Linked DNA regions of Homo sapiens: region 2 is linked to region 1. Evidence: chromatin loops called from intact Hi-C (ENCODE). Cell type or tissue: gastrocnemius medialis. All regions are shown on one strand. Links, peaks and the distances in the headings refer to the core of each region. The heading gives the core; the rest is flanking DNA.

What was found. Peaks named below come from ENCODE experiments on the same cell type or tissue, not always from the same donor. Only the 100,000 strongest peaks of a DNase experiment are listed, where the experiment ranks them.
Region 2: it touches region 1 in a loop (2.6-fold over the local background); 1 of 110 quality-filtered maps calls a loop at or near these places.

Annotation. Positions count from the first base shown.
Region 1 is chr6:99,030,781-99,033,704 of GRCh38, reverse strand. No RefSeq gene overlaps it. Among named protein-coding and RNA genes, the nearest start is that of FBXL4, 84 kb to the right of the region's middle. In gastrocnemius medialis, for the core only: no CTCF peak of the experiment used is centred there; no DNase peak of the experiment used is centred there; H3K4me3 peaks cover 488 bases; H3K27ac peaks cover 2,137 bases.
Region 2 is chr6:98,975,309-98,978,232 of GRCh38, reverse strand. No RefSeq gene overlaps it. Among named protein-coding and RNA genes, the nearest start is that of FBXL4, 29 kb to the right of the region's middle. In gastrocnemius medialis, for the core only: no CTCF peak of the experiment used is centred there; a DNase peak (open chromatin) is centred at 1,342; H3K27ac peaks cover 327 bases.

The DNA of each region.
Region 1 (2,924 bases), core at 124-2,623:
GTGAGGACTCACTGTTTACCATGAAGATGGCACCAAGATGTTCACAAGGGATCTGTCCCCATGACCCAATTACCTCCTACCACACCCTACCTCCAATATTGGGGATTACATTCCAACATGAGATTTGGAGGGGACAAACATCCAAACCGTATCAACACTCTATGAGTTTGGACAAATATGTAATGACATGGATACACCAATATGGTATCATACAAAATAACTTCACTGCCGTAAAAATCATCTGTGCTCTGGCTATTAATTCTTCTCTCTCCCAACCTCTGGCAACTACTCATCTTTTTACTCTTTCCGTAGTTTTATCTTTTACAGAACGTCATATAGTTAGAATCATACAGTATGCAGTCTTTTCATATTGGCTTCTTTCATTTAATAACATGCATTTAAGTTTCCTTTAGGTGTTTTCATGGCTTGATAGCTCATTTCATTTTAGCACTGAATAATACCCCATTGTCTGGATGTACTATAGTTTACCCATTCACCTGCTGAAAAATATCTTGGTTGCTTTCAGGTTTCAGCAATTATGAATAAAGTTGCTATAAACATCCATGTGCAGGTCTTTATGTGAACATGGTTTTCAACTTGATTAGTATTTTTAAATGGGCAAACACATAGCAGATAAAACATAACATGGCTAGCAGAGAGGAGGTTGCTAATCTGATGTGTAAAAGCCCTTATAGTGAAGTAAATTTCTGGCTTCAAAAGGGTCATAATATTAGCCAAATGTCCCCATGCTTATTTTAACATGGCATTACACAGTGCACATGCAAAAAATTGGTTGATTGGAGAACAATTAACATGAAATTAAGCTTGAAGTTTGATGACCCTCCAAAAGAGCAACTTAAAGGCAGATTTGGTGTGCCCAAAAACCATTGTTTTCTGGTGATTTGACAGTGTTGACCTAAGTCAATTCAGAGCTTTAGGTGACACACTGTACTCTGACAATTTACTACACACTGCATCGTGGTTGTTTGTCACAGCTTTCTGAAATCAATAAATATAGCACTGGCAAATGTTTCTGGCAGGGGAATTGTTTTCAGTAAATTCTAGAAGGGCAGCTGCTGAGTGGCAAGAAGGAAGCCAGAACTAGAGTGTTGCCACTGACCTTAGAAAAGCGTCAATTTCCAAGCCCTGATCCTGACCATAAAGAATGTTTGCTGCACAAACAGTGGATTGATTAATATGTTGACAGAAGGGGTAATTTTGAAACATGTAGCTAGAAGGTTCCTAGAATGTACTGAGACAAAATAAGTGTACCTTTTACCAAGTATGCAACAAATGATATTACTGGTTAGTGATTACAGAAAGTTACAAACATGGCTTGTGTTCTCTGCAGTTTTTCTAGCACATTTGGCTTGCTGAAAGAAGTTTCAGGCTCTGTCTCCTTCTGTAGACACTCACTTCCTAACCCTGTAAAATCTGGCTTCTGCCCTCCCATGCTACTGACAGTGTCCTCTTGAGTTACCTTCCAAATGTCATATTCCACTTTTCTTTTTTTTTTCTGCTCCTCTCCTTGACCTCTCTGTCATTTGATAACATTTACCACTCCTTTTCTGAGTGTCTCTTGCCTCAGGTTTCGTGACGTGATATCCTGCTATTTCTATCCCTCAGTTATACCTGTTTCTTCCATGAATTTATTTTCTGCCTCAGATCTCCTACGTGTGGCTGTCCGCCCAGGTTTTAGACTTGGTGCTCATCTTTTCTCTCTGCACCCTCTGCCTCTGCAGCCTCATAGTCCCCTGTGGCTCTAACCTCACACTAGTGAAAGTCTTTTGAGCCTGGGTCTCCAGCCTCCTAAACTCCTGCTGCACTTCCTGGTACCAACACCCTGCCAGAGACTTCCCATGGACAGTCCACCCTGTTCTGTTATTGGTTTCCCATTTTAGTTTCACTTCTTACCTCCCAAGTTAAATGTCCTATTAGTTTATCAACATATCAGCCTCTTTTCTCCCAGCCACCTCCTCTACACGCGACTTCCATGTTTTTACTAGAGGTGCTGCTTAAGCAGCTCATGCTACAATCAGGAGTAACAAGTGCCTAATTTGCCTTTTCAAATACCATGTGAACAGCTAAAATAACCAGATAAACATGGAAGCAGCTATATAAAGCCTAGGCGGTGTCAGTTTGCATCCTCCAATTTAGAGAATAAAAAGAGGAATTTTTGCTTATTTTATTGTAGAGGCACAAGGCCAACCCTAATCTAATTTTGGGGCATTAAACCATCCTCCAGAAAGTCTCGGCAATGCCAAGGAAGATCCCAGAAATTATGATTGATATACAAGGTGGTGCCAGGGCTTGGATATTTTAAGACATATTCTTTATTTGAGGACTCCTTTATAAGGGTGTCCCATTCACAGCTTCTCTGTCAGTTTCTTTTTAGTTCTTACATTTTTTACTTTATTTCCAGTTATCAAATGTCCTTGGAAAGATCAATAAAAATATTGAAAATAAGGTAGGCCTGGGAGGGTGGGATTTGGGGTGGTGGTAATCAATGGTAGATGACATAGTGAGAATTGCTCATCTTTGGGCTGGAATGAGATAAGGTCAGGCCACAGCAGGGGTCTGTCACTGCCCAAGGCCCCAGGTGAGGAGCAAAGAGTATAGATTGTATAGAGAAGAGCCTGTATGCTGGGAAAAGCAGCAGGCTGGCTAGCTTTGAGCACAGCTACGAGAAAGATTTCTGCTTCACATCATAGGTATATGAGTCCCAAAATAGTTTTGGGGATATTTATAAGAAAGGAAGTCTGAGGATACATGGAGGTTTAGATTAGGTAAATAACCTTGGAAATACCATGCTTCATTCAAATTAAGAAAGAATAAATGCTGTGACTTAATGAACATATAAATTTTAAGAAACACATTTCAGAGATGTTCAATTGTTTTTTTTAAAAAGTAGGTCTAGGAATTGA
Region 2 (2,924 bases), core at 105-2,604, 55 kb after region 1:
AGAAAATCTAAAGAATATTTCCTGGAGTTTGAATATGTAAAGTTTTAACTGCTCCATCTGGTACATGCCCTCTGATTACCCACAATGTTGGCTGGCAGTTTGAGGGACGCATTTGATAGCCAGCCAAGTTTAAAGGTCTATTGGAGGTAAAACAATGCCCACCCTTTAACAAGAGTGCCATTGTTCCTTAACAATGAAGCTCTCTGGCTTATTTGAATGTCAACAATTCAGAAAAGTTGATGTTTGGAGCCATCAAATAAAATGTTTTTGTGAAACAGTTTATTATTTCAGTGGTAATTATTTGAATCATTCATGGTAAAGGATGTTTGCTAATGAGAGCTTGGCTGCTGTAAATTCCAGAGAGATTGAATGCTCTTTGTGCTGACAAAAAGACCCAAATCACTGGAGAGTGACTGACTGGACAAATCATTCATCTATGCAAATGCCAGCTGAAATGGTCAGATGCATTTATTACCCTCCTCATTATAGTAAACAAGGCAGGAATCGTGACTGGCAGTTATCAACTTGCCCTGAAGTATGATTTGTTCTCCTACTACTATTTAAATGAGAGGAAAAAAGGCATGCCACCAGGGACTTTGTTGGTTTATAAAAGAGTAAATGTCACATAGCCCAGTGCTTAAAGACTTTTGATTGACAAATGTTTTATTTGACATATCAAACAGTGATGGTTTTCATATCAAATAGTCCATATTTGTTAGCAAAAATCTTAACCCCTTGAAGTTTGGCCAATGCTTTTAGCTCGCTTCTGCCAATGCTTAGAAACTAGAACACAGATGGCAAGTTACATTAAAGGCAATACCAAATATCTCTACACATAATGTGCAAAGACCTAAAAATACTCTGCATTGGGTGACAGAAATGACACAGTGTTTTATCACAACACATATAGTGTAAAATGTTCTTCTGAACTGATAATGCAAATTAAAGTGATGTTGACCTACTTGCACTTACTAAGTATTCTTCTGCTGTTTAGTGCAAGATAAGCTAAACATTAAAGAATTTATACAGCATATGTCACAGTGAAATCTAAATTGTCTGGTGTAACTCTTCTTAAATGTCACAACAGTGTCACAACACGCTCAGGGTTTCAGGGCTTACAGTTAAAGCCACAGCACCCTTACATAACCCCTTGTTCTCATATGCTCAAAACTTTTCCCTTCTTGTTTCCTGTGACTTAAGTTTTATATGCTTCATTTCAGCCTGGTTGATATTTACAAGTATACCTCATAATACAGAAGCATGCCAGGCAGATATGTGAGCTTACAGAATTTGTAATCGAGGTTGTCACTTGATAAACATCATATGACAACTTGCCTGGGAGACACTTAGGGCGATGTGTTCCCACACATGCTCTCCTCTCCTTTGTTGCTATATTTTAGGCTGTCACCACTGCTGGAGTTTGGTGCCTCTTCATTCTTTGAACTGCGATGGAACTGTTCATTTTCAAAAGCCAGAAGTAACTACAATCACTGGAAAAGGTTCTAAACAAACCTAAAACTGTGGTTTGGTTTCCTAGCATAGAATACAATATGAAATTTTCATGGAAACGAAAGGTTTTTCAGGCCATTGTGTTGCATTCAGTTAAGCTGATGTATTTTTTGGCTAGTGTATTATTATTCAAAACATGAAAATACATTTAGTAGCCTTCACTGATATAATTTGAGTATTTAAATATGCATTTTATCAGAAGGAATAATAGCATCCCTCCTTTAAATATATGATTATAAAAGTTTGGTGGTTCTTAAGTAAAATCATATCATCTTGGATTTGAACTTTGTCCATAGAAACATTTCTATTTTTATGATAAGTTGTAATCACAAAAGAGAATATAATTGTTAGGGGATGACACTTATTCCTAATGCTCCTGCTTCCTTCCATGTGCATGGGGGGCCATCCATTAGGAAACCCTCAGCCTATGTTGTCCCCATCACTCAGTGGTTTCTGGGCCTGGTGCACTTGGGAAAAGACTATCCTTTTCTCTGACTATCACTTTGGGGTACATCTGCCTGGAGAAAGCATGAGCTCTGATCTGCCCCTGGAGGGGGAAGGTTGGATCTTCAGCTCCTCCTGACACTGAGTGTAAATCTGCCTAATTCTGGGTGCAGCATTAGGAAGCCCACAGGAATGCCATGGTCTTCAGTAGTTCCATCGGAAATTTGATCGTTATCCTGTTGACTCTTTTATCTCTCAGTCAGTTCAGAACTTGGATGAGCAGAAGAAGTATATTAATATTAATGTACAATGAAATTTATTTCATTAACAAGGTTTTGAGAACATATTTCTTCTGCACAGGATGGCACAAATGAATTAAGAAAGTCTGGACTCAGCTGGCTCTGGTAAGTTCAGAGATTTGGGGGTTGAACAAGAAAGAGATGGGATCATGGGAAGTAGCAACACAAAATAAAGTTACTGGGTAGTGCCTTGATAGGGCTGCATGAGAGGGGAAGTCCCTTCTAGCGAGCTACCTTCCAGTAACAGCAGCAAGAGGCCACCACCTAAAAAAGGGTATAGGGCAGGGAAACTCACAAGGGAGAGGGCAAAATCAGAGAGGGGGCTTCCAGGTCTAAGTGATGTTGCTCAGCAACAAGGTGGGGTGTTTCTAGGTCAGAGAACTCTGAAAGGCAACAGAGTTTTGGCATCTTTTATAGCTACAGGCTTTGTCTTATCTATGGCGAGCAGATGTTGGGTGCAGTTTCATGGAGTATATAAGTAGGTAGGCTCTGAATGGCTAAAAATATGTTTATTTGGACTATATTTAATGGATGTGAGGTAATTTGGGTTTGCTGTTGGCTTTGGGCTAATGGTTCCAGCCTACTGTGAGGAAGTAACATTGGAGCCATTCTAGGCTAATAAACAAGACCTGTCTCTGGCTCACTTACATAACACTGGCTCAGTCAAATTTC